Regions from separate parts of the Mus musculus genome. Here all the other regions are linked to region 3. The links are chromatin loops, found by intact Hi-C in ENCODE. Cell type or tissue: heart. All regions are shown on one strand. Links, peaks and the distances in the headings refer to the core of each region. The heading gives the core; the rest is flanking DNA. Region 1 overlaps Hspg2 (perlecan (heparan sulfate proteoglycan 2)). Region 2 holds the start of Ldlrad2 (low density lipoprotein receptor class A domain containing 2). Region 3 overlaps Gm13010 (a long non-coding RNA gene). Region 4 holds the start of Usp48 (ubiquitin specific peptidase 48).

Region 1 (7,881 bases), core at 3,012-5,511, 58 kb after region 3:
TTCCAGGCCTTGTCTGGTTTCTATGCCCTGCATGTCTCTGCGCTCTGAAAGCATCCTAGTCAACCTTGACTCCCTCCGAAGCCTCATGGATGCTACCGAGGATAGCCTACTTTCTGTCTCTTCTTTCCTTGTCCCTCTATAGGCCTTGGATCTAGAGGTATCTCCGTGTGTGTCCCTTATCCTCACCAAGAAAACCTGGACAACACCCAGGGCATGAGTCTGCTGCCTCCCAGAAGTTCTTGTTTGGCCACCTGCTTGGGTTCAGAGAGTAGCTGTCACTAGGGACCACCCTGCCTGTATCCTTGCCTCAAGGAGTCACTCCCTGAAGTTAGAGGCAGACTTTGGCCTTGGCCTACGTGAGTCAGCCACTCCCCTTCCCCTAGCAACCTACAGGTCTGGAAAATCCCCTCTCTGCTTGGCTCCTTCCTTGCTGGCTCAGATCTCCCTCCAGCCCTGCCTGAGTACTCCCGTTCCTCTGGGAGGAAGCAGGGCTCCCGCATGGCCGGAGACAGGCTACGGGGCAGGAAGCCTGGGTTCTATTTCTGCCTGTGACCTTGGAGCTACCCATGGCTCCTTAGGACTTAAGGAACACACTTGCACAGGCCCAGGCTGCTGCCAGCCCAGCATCCCCTTGGGCCATTCAGGGGACTGGTCAGGTTGGAGATGGAGCCTGGGTAGCCTTGGGCATTCATTCTGGTACTGCCATCCTGTTGGGCCTTGCAGCCTCAATGAGGTCTAGCCCAGTGATTCGGCTTTGCCTGGTTAGTGCAGAGCTTGAAGCACAGGTTAGCCCCATGGTGATCTAGGCAGGGTCTATGGGGAAGAGCCGCACACCACTACCTCACCACCTCAGAGGGTCTTTGTGAGCTGTGGTTCTCTGGGTGACATGTATTATACTGAAAGGGGACCTGAGGGGGACTCTCAGGGTCCTTAGCACTCACTGGTGAGAGGTTAGGTCTGCAGCCAGCTTCGGGAGGTCCTGGTGTGCAGGGAGCACTCTGTGAGCGAGTACTGGCTCTGCCTTGACTGTCCCAAGGAAAGGCTAGCCTGGCTAGCACTCAGACTCTTCTACCATCAGGTGTCCAGGCCCACTCTGCTTTTTTTCCAGAGCCTCTTTCCCTCTGGCTCCATTTCCCCTCCCAGATGTGAAACACAGCTGCCTTTGCATAGACAGCTTTTTTTTTTTTGCAAACGAACTCTCTGCCCCTGGCTGTCTTACCTCTCCCTGAGGGCCCTGGCTGCCCCTGTATGCTCCAATACTGGGGAGAGAGCTACAGGCGAGAGCAGCTGCCACCGTCAACCTGGTGTCTAGGGCTGGGGGCCTTCTGACTCAGAGCCCTGTGCCCTTGGCCTTCCTGCAGATGTGTGTTCCTGGCGTGTTTTTTCTTGTTGAATCTCACTTTGCTATTTCCTGTCCGGTTCCAGGCTACTCCCCCACCCCACCCCCTTCCTCTCTACAAGAAGCCCTGGATCTTGCTTAGCAGCAAGAGTTTCCTTTCCAGACAGCAGTGTCTAAGTGGTGCCAGGGATCTGTGCACCTTGTGCTTGGCCCCCATAGCTTTGCTCGAATGGGCACTGGGAGGGTGTGATCATAACACCGTGACTTTTCCTACCTGGAAAGGACCCAAGTATGCCCTTTCTCAAAGCTCCTGTGCCCCTGATCACTGTCCCTGCCCCAACTCTAGCCTCTTAGTCCCCTGGTGTCAATCAAGGCCTGCTCAAGGCTGACCCTCCAGACACCTCTATTCCCAGGCAGGGAAGAACAAGCCTCCAGTCTTGTTCTTAAGTGCGCCTCTCAGAATCTCATGGGTATGCACAGCTCTGTCAAACCTGCAATGAGAAGCTGCCTCCGGGGCTCTGAGAAGGAGCCAGAAATCTGTTTTTCACCTGCCCTTGGGGGGTGGGGGTGGGGTTGTGTTTTGGTGATGGTGGTACTTGGGACCAAACCCAGGGCTTTGCGCCCATGAGGAAGGCAGGTGTTCTATCAGCGAACTACTGAGATACACCCTAGACAGGACACTGGTTTCGAGGCGAGACCTCAATCAGGCCCCTGCTGGCCTTGAACTCATGACCTTCTTGATTTTGCCTCTTGAGTGCTGGTATTACAGGCATGTCATATGTTCTGCTACCACTCCTGGAGAGTCTGAGGTCACATACCTGCATGCATAGGGACATAGTCTGCAAGCCTTTGACTACCACTGTGGACAGGAATGAGCCCCTTATGTGGTCAGGAGATGAGAATCAGGTGGCAGCATGGCTCTTTGGCTATGAGGATCAGACAGTAGGTCACACCATGCTGTCAGGTGAGGGCAGTACAGCTCTTATCCAAGGCTCAGCAGCCGGACAAACACAAAGTGACCACGTGGTGCTCAGTCCCGGACACACACACACACACACACACACACACACACACACACACACACACACATATGATGGCTGTGCCTGGCAGTTAAAATGAGCCTCAGCTCCCGTGTGGATCAACTGGCAGCAGATAAGACAGACCCAGGGATTTTGTGTCTACTTATGGGAACAGGAACATAGGATGGGAGAGAGTGCCACATAGAGTGAAGGAGAGACCAGTGGTTTGCCCATAAGTGTGTGAGTGTGTGTGTGTGTTTGAGATAAGGTCTTAGGTAACCCACACTGACCTCCACTTGGCTGTGCAGCTAAGGTTGACCTCGAACTGATCCTCTTGCCCCTAGCCTAAGTGTTGGGATTATCGGTGTGAGCCGATACACCAGGCTAATTCTGCCTTTTTGTTACTGGGCAGTTAGAGGTGATGGCTAAGTAGATGTAAGGGATAACAAGAGTTGGTTCTAGAAACCAGACAGAAAAGGACATTGCAGCAGAAGGCCCTGGGGGACATGAACTGTATAGAATTGGGGTTTTCACAAGGAACTGTGTCCCTTTGACCAGACACCGGTGGCTGAGCCTCCGCAGTGCCTGAAGCCTTTTCACCAGAATTCTGGATTGTTCTGGGGTCATTGAATACCTGGGCCTGGGGCCTCCCAGCCTTTGGGTTCCCTGGATGTTTTCCTCTTAGTTACCTGGACAACGCCTTTGAAAACATCTAGATATTGTCCAAGTAGATGTAGGCATTCGCAGCCCAGAGCCATTTCTGGGGAAAGCCTGGATCATGGGTCCCTGGACCTCTTGCTTAGCCTTGTGCTGTGCCGCTGCCCCGAACCTCCCCCTCGCTTTCCCAGGACAGATGCCAGAGATGCACTTGAGCTTAGCATTAGCCTGAGGTCGTGGGGAGCTGATGTCTGTCTTGCCTCCGTTTAGACACAAGCATTTAGCTGCGGGGCTTTGCGTGTTCTGAGCAGTGGGATGATTTAGCTGCGGGGCTTTGCGTGTTCTGAGCAGTGGGATGAATTAGCTGCAGGGTTTTACGTGTTCTGAGCAGTGGAATGTGCTGCCTGTGACCAGGCTTGGACACCAGACCTGGTGGTGAAGGCCAAGGGCTTGAGGAGGGAGGAACTGTCACAGAAGTCTACATCAATTCTCTTGCTTCTGCCCTTGTCCCCTCCACACTTAAACTGGCCACTCCTCTACCTGCTCATGTCTTTCCAGGTTACCTAATGTCCCCTTGCCTACTCTCGTGTCCTGGGTGTCCCTTGCCTTCTCCAAAGACAATGAAGCCACCTTTTACCAAATGATCCTCGTTTTGCTGTCTGCTTTCTCCAAAGAGTCCTTGAGAATCTGCACATTAGGCTCTGAGTCCTCCTGGCGTTAGTGGATCTTTGGATAGCTGATTCACAAAAAGTGACTCCTCCTGGTTCTCTTAGCTGTGGTGAATATAGCAACTGTAGGGAGCAATTGGGATGGAATTTGGATCCCCTCTGAAATGAAGAGAAGGGAGGGCCTTAGAGTTTGGCGGTTAACAGGAGAGGGTAATTCATGGGCTGTCATCTCCCATAGGTGACGCATGGGCTGAGGGCCTACGATGGCCTTTCCCTCCCTGAGGACACAGAGACTGTCACAGCGAGCCGGTATGGCTGGACCTACTCATACCTCTCTGATGATGAGGACCTGCTGGCAGATGATGCATCAGGAGGTGAGTCATGTGTTCCCCTACTAGGGATGGAGGGTTTCCAGGAACAGTTCTGGCTGTAGAAAGTCCTATGAAACTCACCCCAGATAGGATCTCAAGAGATGGTCCTACTTAATTCTTGAACTTGGGAGGTGGAGACAGAAGGATCAGGAGTTCCAGGCTAGCCTCCACTATACATGAGTTCGAGACCAGTCTGCCTTAAATGAGACCTTGTCTTAAAAACAACAACAAACCACAAAAGAACAACACATGTGGGGGCTGAAGAAGTGGCTCAGCGGTTAAGAGCACTGACTGCTCTTCCAGAGGTCCTGAGTTCAATTCCTTGCAACCACAAGGAGGCTCACAACCATCTGTCATGGGACCCGATGCCCTCTTCTGGTGTGTCTAAAAACAGCCATAGTGTACTCACATACATTAAATAAATAAATAAATAAATAAATAGACCTTATTTTAAGAACAACACATGCACAAAATAGATTAGGGCTAGCAAGATGGTGCAGTGGGTGCTTGCAGCCAAGTCTCACGACTTCTGTTCAATCTCTATAACTGGCATCGTAGAAGGAAGGACCCAGCTGGGACCTCCATGTGCTCACGGTGGCACACATGTGGTCACAGACATATACCCACTAGAAGAAACAAACAAAAAAAGATGTGTATGTGTATGTCCTGAACGCCTAGCCTCATGATCCCGGTATCGGCCCACCTCTCTGACCATAGGCTGGCCACCACTCCCCTCTGCAGCCTGGGGACAGCAGGACCAAATGGGAAAGTAGTTGACAGTTCACAGTAGGGGACACTTGTCATCCTCTCCACCTTATCTCCTCCTTGTCCCTATTTGTAAGTCAACCTGACCTGGCTCCTCTGCCCCGCCCATTGGACAGACGGTCCCTGGAATTTGGGACCTCAGGCCATACGCTATGATGGAGGCCTCCAAGCTAACTAGGCATGGGGTGTGGGTGGGGTAACTGTCCTGTGTTCTGTGTACACCCTTCACCACTGGGCCAGGAGCTTACAATGCCTGGTACCACGTTGGTGCTCAGTGAGTATTTGTTGTTGCTGAGTTAAGTCTCACTTTTTCTTGCAGATGGCCTCGGCAGCGGAGACGTGGGCAGCGGGGACTTCCAGATGGGTAAGTTGCTCAGGGGATCCCCAGAGCAGGCCTGTTGGTTGCAGAGGTCTCATCTTTTAGCAGAAGCCCCAAGGGACCTGTGGAGATGGTCCCCTTCCTGCCAAATGACACTTGTGTGAGCTGATGGGCCCTAAGCCTCCAGCCTCAGCTCTGCGCGGCTGGCTGCCCTTGGGGTGTGGCCAGCGGCTGGGCTTAGTCCCATCTGGGAGGCACAGGTGTATATCCCGATGCCCAAGGTCTTGATGTGTACGTAGCATATGAGCTCGCCCAGGACTGAAGCCCTTCCTATGTAGGCAGACCTCACTCTTCTCCTAACCTGCCTGTCAGTCTCTCCCCCCAGCTGGGGACCTGCTCTGGTGACTGCGTATTTCTCTACCCCCGTGGTAACTTCTATCCACTTTCTCCTTGACTCCTCAGCTCCATCTGTGCCACTGTCTCTTCCCTCTCCTGCTTTCTCTGTCCTCCCCATCTTTGCCACCGCCTAGACATTTCTCTGCTGTCTGCCTACTCTGGTTTCTGTGTGTCCCTTCCCCAGTGTCTCTGGTTGTCTGTCTCCTTTGCCGGCTCTGCTCTTCCTGTCATCGCTCTGCAGACCTCCCTCCCCACTCATCCTTGACATTCAGTCTTTCTCCCTGTGGTCCTCTGTCCAGCCCACCTTGGCCAAGAGCCACACAGGAGGTCAGAGGCGGCCCTCTCTGAACAGCCAAGTGGAGGCCGGTCCCTGGGCCTCGCCCAGCATGGCTCCAGATTGGAACATAGTGCTGGCGCCCTGCTGTTCCTCCTCTACTGGTGGTGCCCGGGATGCAGCCAGGCTCTCTGGAGTTGGGAGCAGCTTGTCTGAGCCTCTGTACAGGCTGGTGTGCTGTCCAGCTAAGGGCTCCCAACCTGGAGACTCAGCCCAGTCACGATGAGGACTCTGCTAAGCAGGAATGGATACTTGGAGCTGGGGTAGCCTCTAGAGGTTAGGGGTGCATGCCTCTCACTCACCAGGACTCAGGGCAGCATAATCTTCCTCCTCTCCAGCCTCTGATCTCAGTGAATGCTTTAGCTAGGGTCAGGAGGTCAGGTGGGGGAAGCCTGGTCAGGACAGATGCCCAGAGCACCCCCCCTATCCCCTCCCCCAGGCAGCCTTACAGGTCCAGCCATCTCAGTCTGGGTGGGGCCTCGGCACACGCTGCCTACCTACGTGGGGTGCTTGCCCTGCCTTGCCTCTGCCTTGGGACAAGGAGAGGGGTCAGGCTGGAGGACTCCAGCCCTTCCCAGGCCCTGGTAGAAAGGGGCTTTGTGACACTCTGACACTCTCCTCAGGAGTGGGCACATTCCTGGGCAGAGGCCTGGCCTCCTCACCCGAACTTGGACGTGGGCTGAGGCCAGGGGCCGGGGTGGGGGCTCTCAATGGGCCTCTGTACTTGCAGACAAGAAGCCTCTGTGGTGGAGCTCAGAGCCCCACACTCCACCCACAAGCTCCACCTACTCAGCACCCACGAGCCGGCCCCACCATTGGCTGCGGTTCAGAGCAGACACAAGCATGCCCTGACAGTATAGGGTCCACTCCTGCACCTGGCCCAGGGCCCCAGGAACCCTCTTCCATAGAGGGAGTACACCCTGGTTTGGGAGCTGTGCACCTCTAGGCCCAAAACAGAGAGAGTAAAGTACACCTCTCAACCCAGGATGTCACATACATCCTGACCGGATGTCACATGTGCACTTCAGTCTCAGGGCCTTGGCACTTGTCCGTTCCCATGTGCGTGATGTCTTCTCACAGACAGTGCCCGTGGCTCACCCCTTTCCTTCAAAGAGACTCCCTTCTTGGATCCCCATGGAAAACTGTACACTCCCACTCTAGCAGGCTCTCTCCCTAGCCCCCAATCCCTATAGTCCACACTTTCTTACCCATTTGATTTATTCTCCCCCCCCCCCAACTAGAAGATGCTCTCTCTGGGGATGGAAACTTGCATTTGATGAGTCTATTGCTGTACCCCTGCCGTAGAACACCACCTGGCACACAGTAGGCTGCACCCCTGCCCTAGAACATCACCCGGCACACAGTAGGGCATTCACGTTGCTTCTTACCTGAATCCTTTCCTGGTCTAGGGCTTGTCCAGAAGGTCTGAGTTAATAGCTATTGTCAACCGTGCTCCCTTGTTGTGCTCCAGGAACCATGTGGATCCTCACAGCAGCCCCTGGGATGGTCACTGTTGGCCTCCGGTTACAGATGCAACCTTAGAGCTCAGAAATGTCACAGGCCATCGTGGGCCATTCTGCTCCAGCAGTAGGGTCATTAACTAGTGAGCTGCCTTACCTCCACACGGTGACAAGCCGGGGAGTGTTCTGAGCACTGTGCAAACACTTCAGATTACCTGGTTTTTTTTTAATTTAAAGATTTATTTATTGTTATATGTAAGTATACTGTAGCTGTCTTCAGACACACCAGAAGAGGGCGTCAGACCTCATTATGGATGGTTGTGAGCCACCATGTGGTTGTTGGGATTTGTACTCAGGACCTTTGGAAGAGCAGTCAGTGCTCTGACTTGCTGAGCCATCTCTCCAGCCCCTGTAACCTGGTATTTATAACCTGTGCTGAAACTCACAAGTACACAAAAACATTCTGTACATGCTAGGGACTTCAGAAATGATTGGGAGGCTGAGTGTGGTGGCACGTGCCTTTGACCCCAGCATTCTGGAGGTCGGGGCAGGG
Region 2 (7,881 bases), core at 2,864-5,363, 130 kb after region 3:
CTCCTGCTGTATGTTACCTCTCTACCCAGGCCCTGCCACCCCCAGAGATGAGCATTAGGGCCAGCCAGCCTCTCCACTTTAATATTCAAATGGGGTCCACGTGATCCCGATCACTGACCTCCACAGCTGGCTGGGGGACGGGAGTCCTGGTCACTGCCGTCGCCGCAGTTGTCCATGTTCCAGTCATCACATAGGAGGCTCCGGGGCACACATCTGCCATTCCGACAGCGGAAGTAGGTGCCGCAAGACCCTGGGGTAGAAAAGGGAAGCTGGGAGTAAGGATCCTAGACTAGATCCCACAACACTGTGGTCCCATGGTGAGAGAAATGGGGGACAGGACAAGGCTTCTGTCTGACAGCATGTTCATGGAATGTAGGTCTCCTGGAGAGATAACAGTATACAATCTTTAGGGGAGTCAACACAGTGAAAACTGGTTGTGGTGCTGGTGGCCATGGTGGCTTTGTGGTTAACACTTACTGAATTCATAAAATAGGTAGCCCAGGATGTCCTTGAACGTCTAGTACTGATGACCTTTGACCTCTGGTCCTATGACCTCTGCCTCCCTACTGCTGGGATTGCAGGTGTAAGTCACCACCTCTGTCTTAGTTAGAGTTTTACTGCTATGAATAGATACCATGACCAAGGCAGCTCTTATAAGGGCTGGCTTACAGATTCAGAGGTTCGGTCCATTATCATAAAGGTGGGAATACGGCACCATCCAGGCAGACATGGTGCAGGAGGAGCTGAGAGTTCTACATCTTCATTTGAAGGCTGCTAGCAGAATACTGACTTCTAGGCAGCTAGGATGAGGATCTTATAGCCCACACCCACAGTGACACACAAGGCCACATCTTCTACGCGTGCCACTCCCTGGGCTGAGCATATACAAACCATCACAATGTCCAATTCATGCAATGCTCAGGACCAAACTCAGGGTCTTCTTTGAGCTAGACAAGTCACATCCCAACACCTCTAATTTAATATTTTTAAATTATTTCTTTATTTCAAGGCAGGGTCTCCTGGTGTGATCTAGTCTAGAGTCAAGCACTTTATGCCCCTGATTCAGCTTCCAAGGATGGGATTCTAGGCATGGATAGTGTGTACTTTAACCCTGTGGAGCCATGGTAAGGAGACTAGAGCTGGGGGACGTTGGATCACCTGACCATGGCCACAGGGCTTATCATCTGGGTAAGAGAAAGGATGGATGTGAAGTTCACACAGTGGTGTGAGTGTGGGTCATGTGCCTATGACCTAGGATTCACAGTGGGGGCTGGAGAGATGGCTCAGTGGTTAAAAGCACTAACTGCTCTTCTGAAGGTCCTGAGTTCAATTCCCAGCACCCACATGGCAGCTCACGGCTGTCTGATGCCATCTTCTGGTGTGCAGAGTATATGCCGACAAAAGTATCCATATACATACATACATACATACACACATACATAGAATTGCAATAGTCCTGAGCATCCTTGGCAGACTCTGGCTCCTGCCTTTGCACTTACCACTGGTGACGCTACCATTCCCATTCTAAGTGGGAAATCTCCACTCAGGTGCTATTTTATCCTTCAGCTTACCCAGAACTGCAAGCCTCCTCTCTCCCATGGATGCTCATCCCAACTGAGAGCCCACTAAACCTCTTGTCCCTTCTGCTAGACACAGATCTATTTGTTTATTTGCTTCCCTGCCTTCCCTACCAGCAAGCCAGCACCAGAACACAGGGCCTTCTCTAGTGCTTGCTGCAGTATCCTTAGTGCCTGTCATATAGCACCTGGCACACAGCAGGTGCTCAATTAATGTTTATGAATGACCACACATGAGCGAAGGAATGAGACTCAGTATACAGAGTCTGGCAGACAGCTTGACTAATTCCATGCTGTGGGCAAAAGTTAGCTTTAGAGCCAGGTATGGTAGCTAACCAGTAATAGCAACATTTGGGAAGCAGAGACAGGAGGATCAAGAATTCAAAGATATCCTACATAGTAAGTTCAAGGATAGCCTGGGCTACATGAGACCCTGTCTCAAAAGATCAAGGAACTGGGCAAACTGTTCAGTGGGTAAAGTACTTTCTGTGCAAACATGAGGACCTGCGTTTGAATCCCCAGCACCCATGGAAACTCTGGGCACAGTGGTGTGTTCCTGTTATGCTGGAGGTAGGATGTGAGTCAGGCAGATACTGGAGACTTGGTAACCAGTAGTTTAGCAGAAATGGGGGTCTTAAAGTTCAGTAAGAGGCTCTCAAAAAAATAAGGTAGACTCCAGTAGGCAGAGGCACACCCCCGACATGGTAGGGGAAGAAACACCTCCTACCAGTTGGCCTCTGACCTCTGACATACACACCATTAGGGCATACTTCATATAGAGCCAGAGACTCAACAGGGAAGGGACAGCACCTCCCATCCTCTCCTCGACACCCACACACATGCACACGCATGTGCACGCACACACAGACGATTCTAGGGCAGACAAAGGTAGTTGAACCTGCCTGAAGGGCCAAGTGGCTAATAGCCAAGAGCCAGCCCACCATCTAATCCTCCAGGTCCTAAGGCAGTGCCAGAGGCCCCTAACCTTGGCATGCCTACAAGCCCCATGCTTAACTCTCTAGTCTGGAGACTCAGCCAGAAATAACCATGGAAAGCTAGAAAGCCTAGGCTCTTTCTGGGCTTTGAGAGCTAGCCTGCTCTCCCTTAGAGCAGTGATATCAGCACATGGTGGCTCCAGACCCGGGGCAACCTGCAAGGCTATGTACAGCCTTGAACTTGATCTGAATTGCAAGGCAGATTCAACACCTCAGCTTGAATCAGGCATAGTGTTGAAAACCTGTGATCTGAGACCTCTGGAGCAGAGGCAGAAGGATCTCTAGGTCAAAGCCAAGTTGGGCTACAGAGTTAGACCTTGGCTCAGAAAAAAAAAAAAAACAACAATAACAAAAATCAAACTGGGTGCATGCCTTTAATTCCAGAACTCAGGAAGCAGAGGCAGGAAGACCTCTGAGAGTTCAAGGACAGCCTGGTCTACAAAGCAAATGCCAGGACAGCCATTGCTACACAAAGAAACCCTGTCTCAAAAATAAATAAATAAATAAATAAATAAATAAATAAATAAATAAAGCAAGCCAGTCTCAACAAAATGGCTCAGAGGGTAAAAGCTGTGACAGACATGTGCTGTTTGAATGTCTTTTGCACACATGCACGCGCGCGCGCGCACACACACACACACAGAGCTCTAAGCCTCTGGTCGCAGCACACAGGTGGCTGAGGCAGGAGAATGGCTGTAAGCTCACGGACCCTGCCAAGAAAGAGAACCAAGAAACAAAGAAATCTGAAAACGCTGTACAGATTCGCAGAGAGACTGACTGGCGGTGAGCTGGCGGCCAGAGAGGGCTCAGAGTGGACCCTGCCTTGCCTAAGTGAGTTTTAGGGGAAAGTCCTAGTACAGGCCTTCAGCAAACCTGACAGGTTGGCCCAGACAGAGGGGCCAGTGCTCATATCTGGGTGTGAGGCGGTATTGAGTTCCAGCTGTGAGGTATGTGGCTGTTTAGGTGAGAAGACAGTGAGTGTGTGAAGCGTTTGTGCCAACATGAGTTTAATTGTGAGGGTCATACAGTTTGGGTGTGAACAGGTGTCTTGTGTGAACCTTGTTCAAGTGAACCTTGAAAGTGTGTGTCGGGGCTAGAAGGAGACAGGATTTGTAGATCTAGCTCTTTTCTCACTGGTTCCACAACCCTGTCCACGTCACCCACTGTTTCCTAACTGGGATCCCATTCCCCCGTTCCTGTCCTCTCCTGCTCTATCCCTCCTCACCTCTCCCTATCCATGAGCCCCAACCCACCCAGGTGGAAAGAGGTGACCTCGCCCAAAAAGTCCACCCGGGGTTGGCGGCCCCTAGTGACCAAGCGCAAGCCAAGCCAGGGCCCAGAGGACGTGAATGGGGCTGGAATGGTCAGGCCACAGATCGGAGGCCCCAGGGCCCGGGGCGCCTCTTGCGGGCCGTCGTAGAATTGCAGGTAGGAGCCCGGTGCGCACGGGTCGCGGGAGGATGCTTTGGTTGTTGGTGTGGCCGCAGTGGCCTGGGTGGCTGCGGTGATCCGGATGGCCGAGGACAGGCTGTAAACCAGAAAGAAGCGGAACTGGAAGCGCATCCTGTCTTCAGGGGCTGCAGCACGCAACCACAGAATGCAGTCAGTGTCCGGAGTCACGAAGTAGAACTTGCGTGAAGCCGAGTGCGAGCGCAGCTGCAGCGCGTCTTCCTGCCAGGTCTGTCCGCACAGGTCCGTCAGGTCCGCTGCGGGGAGAATGCAGGGGCGGAGTCATGCGGGATCACACACAAACACACACACAAACACACACACAAACACACACACACACATACACACATATACACACAGAGAGAGAGAGAGAGAGAGAGAGGGAGAGAGAGAGAGAAGAGAGAGAGAATGAGAGAGTCCCGGGCCGCCCTTTCTACCTGATCCAGGAAATCGCGCTTCCTCAATAAGCCTCATCCTCAAAACAAGGATGCATTTTTGTGAACACATGATGACTTGATTCAAAGTCACAACTCCTAATTCAAAATCTCTGGACTTCAGCCCCTAGGGTGGTGGCATCTACCTGTAAAAACCAATATTCTTTTTTTTTTTTTTTTTTTTTTTTGGTTTTTGGTTTTTGGTTTTTGGTTTATCAAGACAGGGTTTCTCTGTATAGCCCTGGCTGTCCTGGAACTCAACTCACTTTGTAGGCCAGGCTGGCCTCGAACTCAAAAATCCGCCTGCCTCTGCCTCCCAAGTGCTAGGATTAAAAACCAATATTCTTGAAGACAAGAAGAAGCACGGTGGGGCCGGTCTACAGAGTGAGGTCCAGGACAGACAGGGCTATACAGAGCAACCCTGTCTGGAAAAGCCAAAAAAGAAGAAGAAGAAGAAGAAGAAGAAGAAGAAGAAGAAGAAGAAGAAGAAGAAGAAGAAGAAGAGGAGGAGGAGGAGGAGGAGGAGGAGGAGGAGGAGGAGGAGGAGCAGCAGCAGCAGCAGCAGCAGCAGCAGCAGCAGCAGCACGGTGAGTCAGGGCTAATCAGGGTTACAAATCTAGAAAGTGTCTCAAAAGGGAAAACTATAATAAAATAATCAGGCCTGGCTATGCACACCTTTCATCCCTGGACCCTGGAGGAGGCACAGGGATCTCTGTGAGTTCAAGGCCAGCTCTGGTCTTTAGAGTGAATTCCAGGACAGCCAGGACTCTACAAAATGAGATTCTGTCTCAAAAAATGTGAGAAGGGGGTGGGATTGGGACAGGGAGAGAGAAAATGTAAATATGGTTTTTAGGTGGTAGTACTCTGATCCCAACACTTGGGAGGTAGAGGCAGGAGGATCAGGCCGCTCAGCTGCACAGTAAGTTCAAGGCCAGCTGAGATACCTGAGACTCCTGTCTCAGTAAAAGGGTCAGGAGATGATGATGTATACACAGTATTATTTCCGAGGCAGTTGCAGAATCTGCAGACCTCTCTAAGATCAGATACTACCCCAAGGACTGCTGTGTTCACCACAGGAAGGACCAACAGAAACAGTCAAGCTGGCCAGATGTAGCAGCCAGAAGAACAAATGTCTCCCGTCAAATTGGATCTTGTGGTCAAGATAAAAAACAAATGTTACTTTCCCAAGTATTTTGTAGGCTGAGATTGCAACAGAAAAACTCATGGATATCTAAGTTTCCCATCTGAGTTTGCTCAGAACTTATTGAATTACTGAAGTGTCAGACACCCTCTCCCCTGCCCTCGGGTATCTCGTGTGAGGATGGGGTGGATACAATTGGGAGCCTGCCCATCCTTCTCCCATTCTCTATGTCTCCTTGCTAAAGGAGATCCTAATTGCATCCCTGTGTTCTGGGGATTAGTATGTGACCCAGTTCTGACCTATAAGATTTAAAAAGAGGTCTGCTGGGAGTTTTGGGGGAATAGTTTTCCTCCCTGCTTTAAAGAACGGGGGATGGTACTGGAGAGATTGCTCAGTGGTTAAGAGCAGTAACTGCTCTTCTTGAGGTCCTGAGTTTAATTCTCAGTGGCTCATAACCATCTGTAGTGGGATCTGATGCCCTCTTCTGGTGTGTCTGAAGACAGCTACAGTGTATTCATTTTAAAAAAAAAAAAAAAAGGCTGGTGGTGGCTCATACCTTTGATCCCAGCACTGGGGAGGCAGAGGCAGTCGGATCAGTTCTAGGACAGGACAGCTAGGACTACATGAAGAAACCCTGTCTTCAAAAACCAAAAACTAAAACTAACTAACTAAATAAATAAAAAAGTATAATGGCACACACATTTAATTTCAGCACTCAGAAGACAGAAGGAGGAGTATCTCCCAAAGTTTAAGACTATCTACAGTGCATATCAAGGCCTTACTCAACATATAAACAATAGTAAATGATGATGATGATGATGACGAAGATGATGACGATGATGACAACAACCAAGCAGGAGTTGCTGGGAGTGGGGGCTGCAGTCCTGTAATCCCAGCAAAAAAAGATTAAAACCACAAGACCTGCCTGACCTATAGATTGTGTTCAACAGCAGCCTTTAAAAATTTTTTTTATTTAATTTTTTTTTTCAAGACAGGGTTTGGTAGCATTGACTGTCATGGAACTCTGAAGACCAGGCTGGCCTGGAACTCAGAGATCTGCCTGCCTCTGCCTCTGAGATCAAAGGTGCGCACTATCACTGCCCAGTTGGTACTTTTCTCACCAGCAGGCTGGGGATGTAGCTCAGAGGCAGAATGTGTATGGAACCCGTGTGAGGCTGTAGGTTCAGCATCCAGTTTTGTAAAAAATTAAAGATGGAGAGGTCTAGGCAGGAAGCTTCTTTTCCTTCCGGCTTCTAACAGTCATTGACCCAGAAAGGGATGAAGTCAGGAGCCACAGCAACCCTCTTGCAAGGAAGGGGTTATGACACAATTTAGCTGCGGGAGTAACCATCCCTGGTATCACGTATGGCTATTGTTAAGGATAAAAATAAAGCCCTAGATTTCACAAGCACTATTCACTTTGAAATCGGTTCCATTTGTTTGATTGTTTGAGATGGAAATTCATGTCCCTCTGGCTGGCTTCAAACTTGCAGAGATCCCCTGCCTCAGAGTCTGTGAGAGAACATGTGCCACCACTCCCCAACTTTAGAATTGTTTTTTTTACGTGGTCCTGGGGATAGAACCAAGGGCCTTACACATCTTTAGCAGATGCTCTGTCACTGAGCTGCACCCCTTTCCTGTTGACTGCAGGAGACACAGCAGAGTGGAAGCATTGATGTCAGAGGTGGAATGAAAGAATGCCCAATGCAAACTGTCTCACCCACAGCCCCAGACCCAAGGGCTACCCCACCCACCCCCAGATCCCTGCCTCAGACTCACTCAGATCTCCAGCCTTTTAAAAGGGGTTGGAGTAGACTCAAGAATACTAATGAGTGCTAACTGGGGAAAGCCTGGAAGCAGGGTCTCTTTCCAGGCCCTTCCTACTCACCTGTCCCCAAGGCAGACACAGTCAAGGCGGTTGTCCCCAACAGGAGCAGCCTTTGGGGCAGCTGCCAAAGAAAAGCCATCCTGGATCTGTGCCCAGCAGGGGGCAGACCTGCGCAATCTCCTGTAGGCCTTTGGGGAGCCTGGGGTGCAGGCCCTGGCTGCTCTAGGAAATGAGCAGGGCACAAGGGGACAGGGAGGCTCCTCAGGTCTCCTCACTGTGTTCTGGGCTCTCCCTCCCAGGTCTTCCTCCTTTGGATTAGAATTGCGTCTAAGGGTTGCCATGGAGATCTGGGGCCCCAAGCTGGAGAAGTCAAGGATGTCTGCTCACCCTTTGCCAGACAGGAACCAGGAGACTCAGATTCTGCTTAGCTGCAGGGCTCCTAGAAGAGAGGCCTCCG
Region 3 (7,881 bases), core at 3,396-5,895:
AGGGGGCAGCCAGGCAGTAAACTTCCAAGGAAGCAAGCTACCAGAGACATATTCTGCACAATCTATCAACATCCACACTCAGACCAGAAGGGAAAGCGCTACGATTCTCCTATGGGTCTGAGGCCTGGGTCCTTGACATGGGTGGCTCATGCCAACAACACAAACTCAGGACTTCACACACTCAGGACTTCCTCTACTCCCCATATTCCCTAATACTGTCTGCCTATCTCATGCTCCTCCCACCCCAGGGCCATCCTCCCCAATAAAACGTTTGCTGTGGGGTCAAGTTGTGACCTCCCCAGAACTCCTTGTTGAAATCCTATCCCACGTCCCAAGCTAGAAGTCCAGGGGCTTGTTGGGTAATGACGTAGCCCATTGCCGAGGTGATCAACTTAGATACAGGACTGGGCCTGTGGCTCAGTTGGTAGAGTGCTCGCTTTTTGGTAGATTTGATCCCAACACACATGTAGCTGTGTGTGCTGACTCCTGCCTATAACCCTACGCTGGGAAAACAGGAAGAGGACCAAGAACTGAAGGTGATTCTGAGCTTCTTGGTGACCTTGAGGCCATCCTGGGCCACATAAGACCCTGCCTCAAAAAATTAATAATAAACATTTGAAAAGAGGGGGGAAAGGAAGAGGAAGAGGAGGAGAAGGAGAAAAAGAAAGAGGAGGAAGAGGGGAAAAGATTTGCTGTGGGTTAAAGGTTTAGTGCCATCAAATCATAATCTGCCGTCCACTGTCTTGAGAGTATGACAAGAGACCTCATGGATCCTGGCTGGAATACGCAGTCAGGCAGAAGCGCTGACCTCATGGCTAAGAAACAAACGGAGAAGGAAGAGACAGGGGTCCCATTATCTTCTCTTGTGACACACCCTCAGTGATCCAAAAACTCCCCTGGCTCACTGGCGACCTCACAACTTAAAAGCTCTACCTCTTGGCCTGGAAAAATGGCCTAGCGGGTTAAGGTGCCACCAAGCCTGATGACCTGAGCTCACCCTGAAATCCACATGGTGGCAGGGAGAAGTGTTGCCTGAGAGCTGTCCTTGCTGTCCTCGATGTCCTCTGACCTCCAAACGTGAGCAGTAACACGCATGCCACACACACACACACACACACACACACACACTCCCATACATACACACACAAACACACACATACATACACACATGCACACACACAACCCCCACACACACCCCAATATACACACACACAAACATACCCATACATGCACACCCATACACACACACCCATACACACACACCCATACACACACACACAATCCCATATATATATACACACAAACACACACATATATACACACACATAAACTCCCAGCCCCCCCACACACACCAGTACACACACACACACACACACACAATGTGTAAACTGAAGTTTTAGCACATTCCCAACACCTTCTTTGTTTGCATTTAACATCCAAACCTAAGTATCCCAGAGCCTCAGGACGTACTCTTTATAAAAAAAAAAAAAAAAATTAAGGCTGGGAGTGGTGGCACACACCTTTAATCCCAGTACTCGGGAGGCAGAGACAGGCGGATTTCTGAGTTGGAGGCCAGCCTGGTCTACAAAGTGAGTTCCAGGACAGCCAGGGCTATACAGAGAAACCCTGTCTCGAAAAACCAAAATAATAATAATAATAATAATAATAATAATAATAATAATAATAATAAATGATGTATTTTTATTTCGTGTGTATTACTCTTTAGCATGCATGTACGTCTATGTGAGGGTGTCAGGTTCCCTGGAGTTGCAGTTGCAGACATCTGTGAGCTGCCATGTGGATGCTGGAAATTGAACATGGATTCTCTAGAAGAGCAGACAGTGCTCCTAACCATTGAGCTGTCTCTCCAGGCTGAGGATATACTCATATTTGGAAATTGTATTGGAGTGAACGTCTTAGGGTTGGGGCTCATCCAATATACTGGGACACAGAGACATACATAATAAGAAGGTAGCTGTCTATGCGTCATGGATAGAGACCAGTCACAGGTTCTTCGCTCCGAGGGCTCAGAAAGGACCAATCTTATGGAATGTCCTAGTTAGCTTTACTGCCAATTTGGCACAGCCTGGTGTCATCCGAGGTACAGTTCCCTAAAGGAGACTGGCCTATGGGCATCCCTCTCAGGGGGGTTGTTCGATTGTTAATAGATAAACGAGGGTCGCGCTCACTGTGACTGATACTATTCCTTGGACAGGTGGCCCTGGGCTGGAGAAGCAAGTTAGCTAAAGGGTTAGAAATCAGCTGAGGGATGGCTCAGCTGATAAAAGTTCTTGCTGCTCTTGCAGAGGATCCAGATTTTGTTCCCAGCGCCCTAGTGGCAGCTCACAGTCCCCTGTCATTCTAGTTCCAGGGAACCTGATGCCCTCTTCTGGCCTCTGAGGACATGTCATGCACATGGTATATTTACATACATTCAGGCTAAACACTCATACACATAAAAAAGAAAGAAAGAAAGAAAGAAAGAAAGAAAGAAAGAAAGAAAGAAAGAAAGAAAGAAAGAAAGAAAGAAAGAAAGAAAGAAAGAAAGAAAGAAAAACACTGCTGATCAGGAATACTGAGAAGCAGTGTTCCTCCATGGTCCCTGCTTCGAGCTCCTGCCTTGGCTTGCGTCAGTGACAGACTATAACCTGTGAGCTGAAATAAACTCTTTCCTTCCGGAAGTTGCTTTTAGTCAGAGTAGCTGTGTTTGTTTGTTTGTTTGTTTGTTGTAATCTTTTGAGGCAGGGTCTTACTCTGTAGCCCGGGCTGGACTGGAACTCATAGACCAGGCTGGCCCGAAACTTACGGAGATCATCTGTGTGCCTCTGCTGGCTAAGCACCAGAGTTGACGATGTGCCAGGCCCAGCTTGGTCACAGTGTTTTGTCAGAGCAATGGACAAAATGAAACTAGGTTAGGGACAACAAGATGCCACTTTGCCTTTCTATGTCTGGTCTCTGGGTCAGCAAGAAAAACAATCTACAGTTGTGGCAACATCATTGTCCAATGTCTTGGCTCACACCTGACATCCCAGCGTTTGGAAGATGGAGGCAGGCATCAGATCCCATTATAGGTGATTGTGAGCCACCATGTGGTTGCTGGGAATTGAACTCAGGACCTCTAGGAAGAGCAGTCGATGCTCTTAACCGCTGAGCCATCTCTCCAGCCCAAGATTTAAAATGTTTAATGTGTATTTGTCTGTGCTGAGTGTGTGCCATGGATGCATGGATGCCTGTGGAGGCCAGAAGAGGGCTGGAGCTACAGGTGATTGCGAGCTTCCCCCCATGAATGCTGGAGACAAAGGCCAGCTTACAGCAAGCACTCTTCACTGCTGAGGCATCTCTCCACCCCCAAAGCATCATTTTTTTTAAATTATTGTTTTTATTTTGTATGTGTGCAGGCAAAGCATGCATGTTTACAGTCCATGCGGGCTGAAAGGGACTATTAGATTCCCTGAACCCGGAGTTATAGATGGTTGTGTGCTGCCACGTGGTTGCTGGGAATTGAACCCAGGTCCTCTGGAAGAACAGCCAGTGCTCTCAGTCACTCAGCCGTCTCTCCAGCTCTAGAAGCAATATTATTCTTGGCTACATATTCAGGTTGAGGCCAGCTTCAAAACAAAAACTTTAAAAAGCCACAAAAAATCCCACAAAAAAACAACATTAAGAAAAAAAAATCACAATGGACCATGGAAAAGAGCTGATTGGAAAACAGCTGTAGGAGAAGCAAGTCGAGCATCCTAGGGGAAACAAGATTCAGCAGGAGCTCCAGGTGTCCAGGGTCAAAGCAGTTAAGGGCAGATGAGCCAGGGTTGGAGCAATGGCTCGCTGGTTAAGAGCACCCACGCAGCAGCTCATGGGCTGTAACTCCAGTTCCAGGGCCTCTGAGTCCGTTTCTGGCTTCACCACATGCAAGTGGTGCATGGACATACGTGCAAGAAACACACACAAACATATATGTATATACACATATACATACATGTGTATATATATGTATATGTGTATATATGCATATATATACATATATATGTATATATATATACATACACACACACACACACACACACACACACACACACACATATATATATATAATGTTTAGGGCAGAGTGAGGATGAGGGAGCTTTTGAGAAAGACAGATCCTGGGACTAACCAAGGAAAGGCCTGACTGTGTCCCAGGTCACAGCCACTGCATGAAGCCTCGGTGTATATTCAGTGACTAGCCACAGAGCACACATGCATGATGCTTCAGGATACGGCCACGCATTGATTCCCACCAGCTCTGCACACGCTCACACTCCTGGAGAGTGCCATATTGGTTTTTGATTGGTTGGTTGTTTTGTTTAGTTTTGAGACAGAGTCTCGGTCATTAATAACTACATAGCCCAGGCTAGTCTTACACTCACTTGTCTGCCATAGTCCACTTTGGCCGTCAGCAAGTGTATTCCCATTGCATTTTTACTCTGCCCTTTAGCTGAGATGCTAAGCATTTTCTACAAGAGCCCCGTTCTTAGATATCCCTAAGGTGGACTTGAGGGTAGACATTGCAGGGGAAGTGGAGCATCTTCTTTGGAAAGGGCATCTGGGATTATCCAGCTCCAATGTAATTACCAAGTGACCAGCAGGGGGTGCCCAAGAGCCACAGTCGTCTCCAGGAATTTTCAACTGGCTTGCTTTCTGTAAGGTGTTCCAGGGAGATAAAAGGTATCCCAACTTACTCATGGAGGGTAAATTGAGTTAGGTGTGGTGGTGTACACCTGTGATGTCAGCACTTGGGGCAGAGGGGTGGAGGCAGAAAGATCGGAAGTTAAAGGTCATCCTGCTTACGTAGGGAATTGGCGGACAACCTGAGCTACACGAGACCCTGTCTCAAAACGTAAACAAAGACAGTGCGCATCAATGATTGGAAGCAGCTTGAATACATATGGCAGAGGGCTGGGTTGTGGTACCCATGGCGAGCGCAGCACTAAACACTTCAACTGGCTCAGCTAGAGGCACCTGTATGGTTACAGCCACTTTGCAGAAGTATTCCACAGAACATGAAAACAAATTACTGAGCAATGCACCCCGTAAATGTCAAAATACAGGGGGCATTTGCATACATGCGAATCAGTGCTGTGCCGAGTATAGCAAGGGGAGGGATGGGATAAATAAATATGCATAAGGAGATAATCAAAGATGGAGAGATGGCTCAGTGGTTAAGAGCACTGACTGCTCTTCCAGAGGTCCTGAGTTCAATTTCCAGCAACCACATGGTGGCTCATAACCATCTGTAATGGGACCTGACACCCTCTTCTGGTATAGCTGAAGACAGCGACAGTGTACTCACATACATAAAATAAATCTTAAAAAAAGGGGGGGGGGCTGGAGAGATGGCTCAGTGGTTAAGAGCACTGACTGCTGTTCCGAAGGTCCTGAGTTCAAATCCCAGCAACCACATGGTGGCTCACAACCATTCGTAATGGGATCTGATGCCCTCTTCTGGTGTGTCTGAAGACAGCTACAAAGTACTCATATACATAAAATAAATAAATCTTTAAAAAAAAAAAAAAACAGGTGATGCCAGCCAAAAAGGAGGGGAGGGAATGGGGTTGGCCAGGGCTGCAGACAGCTACTGTATCTAGAAGCTGAACTTGTTTTGAGTCCTTCAAAATGAAACAGGAAGGGAACTAAACAGACCTTTGCTGTTTAGAACCCTACATCAACCTTGACTAGGGAGCAGGATGAGGCTCAGGGAGGCAGGGAGATGAGGGGAAGCCCCCCACCCACCTCTTAAGAAGCAGAGATGAGAACATACCCAGGTAGCCTGACCCAGCAGCCTTCCATGGCAAACAGGATGATTTAGTGTTTGTTGAGTGGCTGATGGGGCGTACAGGGCTAAAGAAGGCACTGAGGGGACCTCAGAACTTAGGCCCAGGCCAAGCCTGAGGCAGGCTTCCGGTCTTTAGCTATGTTCTCTGAACTCTCCTGGTGGATGGTCAGGTTGGGACAAGGCTTCTGATTCAAGAAGTGGAACCTTGGAGCCAGCAAGTTGAGATCCCAGCCTCCCTGACGGGGAACCTTACCACAGACTCCCAGCTCATCGGCAGTGGCTGTTTTCCAGGACATGGCTTGGCAGCCATTCATTCTGTCTTTCCTACATGCTAACATCTGTACTGGACACTGGGGATGCAGGAGTACCGCCCAAGGCCTCAGTGGCTCTCAGCAGGACACACCATTGTAAGTGTGGCAGGAAGAAAGCAAACTCTATCTATGTTGAAGGTGCCAGTGCCCAAGAATCATGCGTTGGACACTTATGAATCCCCAAATTCATATGTTGCTGTTCGGAGGTCAGACCATTGGACGGTCATTGGGATTGGGTGAGGTTGTCGGGCAGTGGTAGGGCACAACTTTAGTCCCAGCACTCAGAAGGCAGAGGCAGGTTTGGATCTCTGAGTTACAGGCCAACCTGCTCTACAGAGCAAGTTTCAGGACAGTTAGGGCCACACAGAAAACAAAACACGCACACCACCATACCCAGTTTTGATCTTCCTTTAATTAAAGTTGTGAGGACTGGAGACGCTGCTCAGTGGGTGGAGAGCTTGCCTAACATGGCGTGAAGTCCCAGGTTCAATCCCCAGCTTTTCATAAAACTGGACGTGGTGATGCACACCTCAAATCTCAGCATGTCAGAGGTGTTCAGGAGTTAAAGGTCATCCTTAGTTGCATAGCGACTTTAAAGCTAGCTGGGACATATGAGGCCTTGTCTCAAAACAAATAAGTAAACAAATAGGGCCTGGGAGATGGCTCTGAAAGTAAAGGCACTTTTCCTGCAAACCTTATGACCTGTGTTTCATCCCTGGAACCTATGTGGTAGAAAGTGAAACTGACTCAAGCGATCCTCTGACCTCCTCATTTGTACTGTGGGAGGCACATGCCTACCCACAACACACAAATGCACACACACACACACACACACACACGTTGCACACGCATACATGAAATAAATAGATAAGTGTAAATTAACATTTTTAATCTCATGAGACCTGGTCTCAAAAAACCAAAATAAAAGTGTCTATCTTCTGAGTGTTTCTTTTATGTATTCGTGTATTGTGCTGGCATACATATGTGTGCATCATACATGTGCATGCAGTGCCCACAGAGGCCAGAGAGGATATCAGATCTGCTGGAACTGGAGTTGCTGATGGTTATCATAAAGGGCTATGAGGATCGGGTTGTAGAGAGAGGTCAGGGTTTGCATATGCTCGGCCCAGGGAGCGGCACAATTAGAAGGTGTGGCCTTGTTGGAGTAGGTGTGTGTGTCACTGTGGATGTGGGCTTTAAGACTCTCATCCTAGCTGCCTGGAAGCCAGTATTCTGCTAGCAGTCTTCAGATGAAGATGTAGAACTCTCAGCTCCTCCTGTACCATGCCTGCCTGGATGCTGCCATGCTCCCATCTTGACATCTCTTCAGTCCCCATAATCAAGGTTTTAATAAAGGAAGGAAGGCAGGCGGGAAGGAGGGAAGAAAGAAAGAAAGAAAGAAAGAAAGAAAGAAAGAAAGAAAGAAAGAAAGAAAGAAAGAAAGAAAGAAAGAAAGAAAGGAAGAAAGGAAGGAAGAAGGAAAGAAAGAAAGAAAGAAAGAAAGAAGGAAAGAAAGAAGGAAAGAAAGAAAGAAAGAAAAAGAAAGGAAGGAAGGAAGGAAGGAAGAAGGAAAGAAAGAAAGAAAGAAAGAAAGAAAGAAAGAAAGAAAGAAAGAAAGAAAGAAAGAAAGAAAGAAAGAAAGAAAGACCAAATCTTGTGATATTTTAAGTTTCTGATCTTGTGCCACATTCCCAGCCATCCTGAGGTTCATGAAGCCCGTGAGCTGCAGACTGGACATACTGCAGACTCGGTTCCCAGTTA
Region 4 (7,881 bases), core at 2,917-5,416, 150 kb after region 3:
ATTTATTTATTCATTAACTTCTTTTTGGTGTTTCGAGACAGGGTTTCTCTGAGCAGCCCTGGCTGTCCTGGAACTCACTGTGTAGATGACCCTGGCCTCCAACTCAGAGATCTTTCTGCCTTTCTGCCTTTGCTCCGCAAAGTTGTGTGCCCCCACACCAAGCTCAGCTGCTTTATTTTTTAGTGTGGTGTGTGTGCCTGCCTGTTTGTAGATGTGCGGAGAGCCCTTGATGCTGCTTCAAGGACATTGGTAAGAATATTTACATTGGGCTGGAAGGACAAGAGAATAGGTTCAGATAAGAATATTTACAGTGGGCTAGGACAAAGCTCAAGACAATAGAGCCGAGGAACGTATTTTATTCCTGGTATCTTGGTCTTCTGATAAACCCCTAGACACATTGCCTGCAGGACTTTGTTTATGGCCTTGTTTGTTCTTTTACTACTTCGTCTCTGCATTGTTTGTTCCTCATCTTTGATCTAAGAACTGACTTTACTCTTTGCATATACCTAGAATGGTATAAAAGCAGACTAGAAAAAAAAAATAAACCCTCTTCAGCTCCGCGCTGGCTGGAGTCATGTTATAATGTCTCTAATTGTCTTTTTCTTTTAAATCCTCCCTCCCTCGAGACCCTGATGATTGGCTGGCTTGGTCATATGTGTGTATGTGTGCATTATCTGCAGAGGCCATACTGATCCCCTGGAACTGGGGCCACAGGAAGTTGTGAGCCAGCCAGTGTAGGTGATGGGACCCAAACTCTGGTCCTCCAACTCTTTCTGTTGGGTCTTAAACAGTGGATAACTGAGGTGCCTACTCAATATCAAAGTGGGCTCCGGCTGCCAGTCTCCCTCAGCCCCTACCTGTTCCAGGGCCCTCATGGCTGGCACATCCTGCCACCTACCCTGAACTCTCCAGCCCAAGGCCTGGGCTGCTATTCCTCCAGCTTCTCCGATTCCTTTATAACCCGGCTATTTCGGCTCTGCCAGGTTTTGGCTCATGGCCACTGCTCTTGGCTTCTGGCTCTCCTCCCTCCTTGCCACCTTCCCTGTCTCCTCACATGGCCCAGTTCACTCTGCTTACCCAGTTTACTCTGGACTGTTGTGGATGCCTCTGTCTCTGCTCTCCCTCATACCCACAAGATGCCTTCTCCTTCATCATCCCCAGCTGTCTCTTTTTCAGGTTTTCATTCACTCCTTTTTTTTTTAGGTTTATTTATTTTTATGTATATGAGTACACAGTAGCTGTCTTCAGACACACTAGAAGAGGGCATCCGATCCATTACAGATGGTTGTGAACACTGGAATTGCACTCAGGACCTCTGGAAGAGTAATCAGTGCTCTTTTTTTCTTTTCTTTTTTCTCTTTCTTTTTTTTGTTTTTGTTTTTTTGTTTGTTTGTTTGTTTTTGTTTTTTCGAGACAGGGTTTCTCTGTATAGCCCTGGCTGTCCTGGAACTCACCTGGAACTCACAAGACCAGGCTGGCCTTGAACTCAGAAATCTGCCTGCCTCTGCTTCCCTACTGCTGGGATTAAAGGCATGCTCCACCATGCCCGGCTGTAATCAGTGTTCTTAACCGCCCCTCATTCCCTCCTTGAGAATCTCCCTTCTTGCTTCAGTAAATCTTGACTGCAGTTCCAGGTTACTTGGGGTCTGGTGGGGTGGGTTGAGGAGTAGATAAGGGAGGAATTAATCCTTGAATTCCCACAGGGCTTTTACATATTTAAATTTCTAATTACCCAAGGATGATAGCCTTGAACTCCTAATCCTCTTGCCTCTGACTCCTGGAATGTGCTGGAATGGCAGGATTGTAACCAGTTGGCTTTGCAGCAAGTCTCATGAGATTTCTGTGTTTAATGTTACCTTTGGCCCAGACTGAAGAGGATTCAAATCTCTCTCACCACTAGCCTTTGCCTTCCCCGTCCCTCACTCACAGCTAAACCACTGCTCTCAGCTGTCCCTGAGGATTTTCTTTCCTCTGTGATATTAGTCTGGAACGGTGCCTTTTTCTAACTTAAGAAAGTAGTTTGGGGGGCTGGTGAGATGGCTCAGCGGTTAAGAGCACCGACTGCTCTTCCACAGGTCCTGAGTTCAAATCCCAGCAACCACAAGGTGGCTCACAACCATCTGTAACAAGATCTGACACCTCTTCTGGTGTGTCTGAAGTCAGCTACAAAGTACTTATGTATAATAATAAATAAATGTTTGGGCAGGAGTGACCAGGGACTGAGCGAGTGGAGTTGACTGGAACAAGAAGAGGTCCTAAAAATTCAATTCCCAACAACCACATTAAGGCTCACAACCATCTATACAACTACAAGTATACTTGCATACATAAAAAAATGAATAAATAAATCTTAAAAACAAAAAGAAAGTAGTTCAACTTATTATGTGTGTTTTTGCAACAGGGTCTCACCATGTATGTAGCTCTGGCTGTCATGAAACTCACTAAACTCGCTGGGCGTGGTGGCGCACGCCTTTAATCCCATCACTGGGGAGGCAGAGGCAGGTGGATTTCTGAGATCAAGGCCGGCCTGGTCAACAAAGTGAGTTCCAGGACAGCTAGGGCTATACAGAGAAACCCTGTCTCCAAAAAACAAACAAACAAACAAACAAACAAACAACAAAAAAAGAAACTCACTAAATTAGCAAGGCTCTACCCTTCACCACCAGAGTACTGGGATTAAAGGTGGGCCCCACAAAACAAACAAACAACAAAAAAAGAAACTCACTAAATTTGCAAGGCTCTACCCTTCACCACCAGAGTACTGGGATTAAAGGTGGGCCCCACAACAGTGTTCAACTGTTAACCAGTGGTATAGGAATTCAGTGTTTATTTGTTTGACTTTTTTTTTTTTTCCTTCCAGGAGACGAGGTTTCTCTGTGTGGCCCTGGCTGTCCTGGAACTCACTCTGTAGACAAGGTTGGCCCACTAACTCAGAGATCTACCTGTCTCTGCCTCCTGAGATTAAAAGTGTGTGCCACCACCAACCAACTGGTGTAGGAATTCTTTAAGAAAGGAGGTGTATGTGTGTGTGTCCTGACTTAGAAGATTTTTGTGTTTTTTATTTTCAGCCTAAATTCAACCAAAGGACCAAATCTTGCTTCAGTAAATCTTGACTTCAGTTCAAGGTTACTTGGGGGCTGGTGGGGTGGGTTGAGGAGTAGATAAGGGAGGAATTAGTCCTTGAATTCCCACAGGGCTTTTACATATTTAAAGTCCTGGAATTTTCTCTCTTTAGCTGTAATAGCTCTTTTCTGTTACAAAACGCTGTGATTCAGTTTAGCCTTTTTTAGGTCTAAGGGGAAGTAGTTGCAAAAAGGAAATAATATCACAGCAGGGAGCTAGGGTGTACACTCCATAACGAATTAAGACGTCAAAGTGTTGACCCTCTGGTCAACAGCCTACAGCAAAGAACACGTCCCAGACCTGTGTATGCTTCTAAACAACCTGCAACTCAAAGACTGAGCCTATCACTTCGAAGACTACAAACCCCAGGATGCCTCGCGCTCCGCGAGTGGCAGAGCGCATTGCACGCTGGGATATGTAGTCCCGTTGTAGCATCCGCAAACCACATAACGCCTCGTGACGTCAGAAAGCACGGGCAAGGAGCCGGAACTCGCCCAGGCTCAAGTGAAATCCTCGATCCGACTGTGGCGTTCCGGCTGCCTCGGTTTCTGCTATTATCAGGTCCCACTCACAGTCCCGGTGGCCCTATGGTGTGCGTTGAGTACTCTATGGTGTAACTTTGTCACAGTAACAGGGGAAGTGTGGAAAGCAAGGGCAAGCTCTCGCTCGTCGGAGTAGACGACGGAGGCTGAAGCGTAGCTAGCTGCCTTCACCATGGCGGAAAAAAGACGTGGCGAGTCGCCTTTGGGCAGACGCTTGGCTTTCTTCCGCCAGTCGGATTACATGGGCTTTCGGCGCAGGGACTCCTGGGAGCACGCATGCGCAGACTGCGGCAGGGCGTACGCCTCCAACGTCCGCAGGCGCGGGGTCTGTCGGGTATCGGCGGCGGCGGCGGCGCTTTGCGGCTGGTCGTGCGAGCTGGGCGCGGGCGGGCGGGCGCGGCGGCCGTGGCGCGCGCAGGTGATTGACTGCTCTCCTGTCTGAGGGCAGCGCTGGGTTCTTTCGGCTGGCAGGGGCCCGTGCCCATTCGGGCGGAGACGGAGGCGGCGCCGGAGGCCACCGGGCTCGGCGAGTGCTACCTCGGTCAAGGCTATGGCTCCGCGGCTGCAGCTGGAGAAGGCGGCCTGGCGCTGGGCGGAGACGGTGCGGCCCGAGGAGGTGTCGCAGGAGCACATCGAGACCGCCTACCGCATCTGGCTGGAGCCTTGTATCCGAGGCGTGTGCAGGTGAGGTCCTCGCGTGGCCGAGGCGGGATCGGGGGACGGGGGACCGGGAACCAGGGCGATGCACGGTGTTACTGCATCTCCTTTCAGTTTGCACGACCCGGGAGCTACGCAGCCCCCGAAGTGATGCGGCTGCTGGGCTCGCATCCTGAAGATGGCGGTGGAGATAGTTGGAGATAGGGCTTAGTAAGTAACGCTGGAGTGTTGTTTGATCTTGGGCATAGCTGTGCGCTTTTCGCTTGTAAAAGGGGAACTTGCCGACAGCGAACTTCGTCGACATTGTATCTCCTGTCATTGCACGCTGAGAAGGCCTGATCACCTAAGTATCACTTGCAGAGAGCAGGTTTAGAAAACCCTTTGGTTAACCTACGTCATCGGTCCCCCGCTCTCATTGGCTGGCTCTCTTTGACCTATAGGTGTTTTCTTTTGGTCACCCTAACTCCACACCACTTTGCAGAGTAAAGTGTTTTTAGCTGTTTAAATTCTGCTCCCCCTTCGTGGCCCTTGGTTCTGATCTTTTTTTGCGTAGAGTGGTTTTCTTATCCCCACCTCGTAGCCTGCACCGGCCTGTGTTCAATCGAATTGATAAACCGAGGCATGCTCCATAGCTCCGTGTCATCGGGCGTGTAGGGAAAAGTGGAAGACGTGGAAGCCTTGGTTCCTGGCTTCAGAGCTGTGCCTCATTTGAGATATAATGTAAGTTAGGAAGTTTTCAAAAGTAAAGCGGGTGCATCTTTCTAAACTCTAGGTGTCTGCTCACAAGGACATTAAGACTCCTCGAAGTTCTGGAACGGCATCAATTTGTATAGTGTGGAATTGAAACAGCTTTACCGAGGCACTCATTTGAAGTGTATAGTTACAGTGCTGGTGGTTTAGCTTGAGAGTAGAGTGGTGGTTTTATGCTTGAGTCCCTTGGTTCAATTACCCGCACAGGGGATATAAAAGACAGAGTTAAGTCTGGGGCTGGAAAGATGGCTAATTAGTAAAGAGGGCTCAGGCTTCTCTTCAAAGGATCACAGTACCATTTGTTCTGAGAACCCACACCAGGTGCTTGATAACCACCTGTAACTCCAGCTCCAGAGCATGTGCAAAGCCTTCTTCCAGACACAGTGGGCACCTGAGCATTAGTGCACACACACACACACACACACACACACACACACACAAATGATCTGTTTTGATACTGTACAATTGCCAATATCCTTTTTTCTTTCTTTCTTTTTCAATTTTTTTCAATTTGTTTTTGTAGAGCTGGGGACTCTGGTGTTTTGTATGTTTGAGGATTTAGCCCGTGTTTACCTGGGACTTACAGTCCTTCGAGCTAGTAGGTGCTCAAACATGAGAGTCATGGGACCATAGACATGTGCCATTCATTGTTCTGTTGGTGCTGCAGCTCTAACCCAGAGCCCTGTGCAAACCCTACGGGTGTTGTATGAGCTACACTCCCAGCCTGTTCTAGTGGGTATGAAGTAGTATTTGGCGTCTGTGTGTTTATTGCCTCCTACTCTGAATAGATCCAGAATCCTGTAGATGATAGAGGCCAGTATTCTAGTACACAGATACCCTCTCAGTCCCCTTTTCTTGTTGGTTTGCATTTATCTAGTAACTGAGTTGAGAATCTTTTCGGGTTCACATTAGCCATTGTTTTTTCTTTTCTCTCTTTCTATTTTCTTTGTTGGAGACAGGGTTTCTCTGTATAACAGTTCTGGAACCTACTCTGTAGACTAGGTTGACCTCAAACTCATAGAGAAATGCCTGCCTCTGTCTCTTAAGCTGTGGGATGAATTGCATGCATATATCTGTCATAGTTCATGTAACTTTATCCATCTATCCACCCATCCATTTTGTTTTTTGAGACAGGGTTTCTCTCTGTAGCCCTGGCTGACTCTGTAGACCAGGCTAGCTTTAACTCACCTGCCTTTGGCTCCCAAGTGCTGTGATTAAAAACTTCAGCCCCCCCCCCCCCCACTGTAGTCTCTCTGTCTTTTGAATGCTTGGATTAAAGGCAGTTGCCGCCGCCACGCACAGCACCATCTTTCAGTTGATGGACTGTAGATTGTAGATTGTTTCTTTTTGCTTCTTATAAATTGCTCTCATGAACACATGTGTGTTGGGAAGGGAATTGTTGGGTCATGTGGCAATTGTCTTTAACAGTTTGAGCAGTATTTTTTTCCCTTAACATGTTTCACAGGCAGTATAGGAAGATTGTAATTTTAATTTATTACATTTTTAAATTTGTCTGTTTTATTGTGGTTTTGATTACATTTCCCTTTCCCTGATGTTAACTGTGGAATATCCTCCTCTTCCTTTTTTTTTTTTTTGTTTTTTGTTTTTTTTTTTGGTTTGGTTTGAGACAGGATTTCTCCGTATAACAAACCCTGGTAGTCTTGGACTCTAGATAGGCTGTCTTCAAACTCAGAGATCTGCTTGCCTCTGCCTCCTGAGTGCTGACAGTAAAGGTGTGCGCCACAATGCCTGGCTTGTTCATATATTTTCCTTAGAGAAATTATTTTTAGGGTTTTGTTTTGGAGACAGGGCTTCATAGAGCTAATGTTAGTCTCTGTGGCCAACAATGACCCTGAGTGTCTGTTCCTCCTGCCTCCTTCCTGAGTCTATATTGTGTCTGCTAAGTGCTGGGGTTAGTACCCAGGGGCTGCTGTATACTAGACACCCTCAAACCCACCCCACTCTCTCCCTCTTTTGGGGGGGGTATGGTGGAGGAGGGAAGAGAGGGCCTCATTACCTAGACCAGGTGGATCTGCCTGCCTCTGCCTCCCTTGGGAGCATGCCACCACACCCTGCCTCCAGGACTGTTTGCATTTCTGAAACTGTTTTGAAAAGCAGGGTTAAGAGCTATGGAGCTAAATATTCCAGATTCCTGGGTGTGCCTGGCTGGGTGGGTAGGTAAAGGTCAGTACTTGGAATTTTCACTCCTACCTGGTGGGCTCGATGCGTCCTGCTGGCCTCTTTTGTGTGGGTTTTTAGACCTTGGCTTAAACTGTCCTTGCATTTAGAGTGATTCTCCCTTTGCCTCTCCAGCAGGCCGCCTTACAGCCCACTTTTGGTATGAACTTCTCTTCTCACTATGTATGCATCATCCCTGGTCGGCCTGGAACTTGATGTGTAGACCAGGCTAGCCTTGAATTCAGAGATCCACCTGCCTCTCCAGTGTTAGGATTAAAGACCAGCACCACTGGACCACGTCATTATTAGTCTAGGAACTTTTGTGCTGCAAAGCCAGTGTAGACTTTCCTTCTTCCAGACTGCTGAGGGACACATGTGAAAGTGTCCCTAACCCTAGGCCACAGCCTGTTGTTGGGAGTTTTAGTTTTTGTGTTCTGAGACACAGTCTCCTTGTGCAGCCCACATTGACCTTGAGATTCTTGTGCCTCAGCCTTTTCTAAATTAACAAATGAATTAATTTGTGAGACAAAATGTAGGATTTTTTTGTTTGTTTGCTTTTGTTGTTTTGGGCTTTTTGAGACAGGGTTTCTCTGTGTGGTCTTGGCTGCCCTTGAACTTGCTCGGTAGATTA

What was found. A loop is a pair of places that touch in the nucleus more often than their neighbours do. Peaks named below come from ENCODE experiments on the same cell type or tissue, not always from the same donor. Only the 100,000 strongest peaks of a DNase experiment are listed, where the experiment ranks them.
Region 1: it touches region 3 in a loop (3-fold over the local background); 13 of 42 quality-filtered maps call a loop at or near these places.
Region 2: it touches region 3 in a loop (6-fold over the local background); 11 of 42 quality-filtered maps call a loop at or near these places.
Region 4: it touches region 3 in a loop (3-fold over the local background); 4 of 42 quality-filtered maps call a loop at or near these places.

Annotation. Positions count from the first base shown.
Region 1 is chr4:137,497,138-137,505,018 of GRCm38, forward strand. It overlaps Hspg2 (perlecan (heparan sulfate proteoglycan 2)), which reads left to right. Exons shown (of 97, transcript NM_008305.3): 2 at 3,922-4,057; 3 at 5,139-5,183. Among named protein-coding and RNA genes, the nearest start is that of Hspg2, 32 kb to the left of the region's middle. In heart, for the core only: a CTCF peak has its summit at 4,399 (motif pointing left); DNase peaks (open chromatin) are centred at 3,974 and 5,224; H3K27ac peaks cover 1,178 bases.
Region 2 is chr4:137,574,394-137,582,274 of GRCm38, forward strand. Ldlrad2 (low density lipoprotein receptor class A domain containing 2) reads right to left here and starts at 787. Exons shown (of 4, transcript NM_001033979.2): 1 at 670-787; 2 at 119-250. The coding sequence starts at 176. In heart, for the core only: a CTCF peak has its summit at 3,974; a DNase peak (open chromatin) is centred at 4,028; H3K4me3 peaks cover 704 bases; H3K27ac peaks cover 350 bases; H3K27me3 peaks cover 1,608 bases.
Region 3 is chr4:137,439,172-137,447,052 of GRCm38, forward strand. All of the region lies in intron 1 of Gm13010 (a long non-coding RNA gene), which reads right to left. Among named protein-coding and RNA genes, the nearest start is that of 1700013G24Rik, 10 kb to the right of the region's middle. In heart, for the core only: CTCF peaks have their summits at 4,610 (motif pointing right) and 5,473 (motif pointing left); no DNase peak of the experiment used is centred there; H3K27ac peaks cover 251 bases.
Region 4 is chr4:137,590,168-137,598,048 of GRCm38, forward strand. Usp48 (ubiquitin specific peptidase 48) reads left to right here and starts at 4,005. Exons shown (of 27, transcript NM_001355588.1): 1 at 4,005-4,349. The coding sequence starts at 4,216. In heart, for the core only: no CTCF peak of the experiment used is centred there; DNase peaks (open chromatin) are centred at 3,564 and 3,944; H3K4me3 peaks cover 2,192 bases; H3K27ac peaks cover 1,900 bases.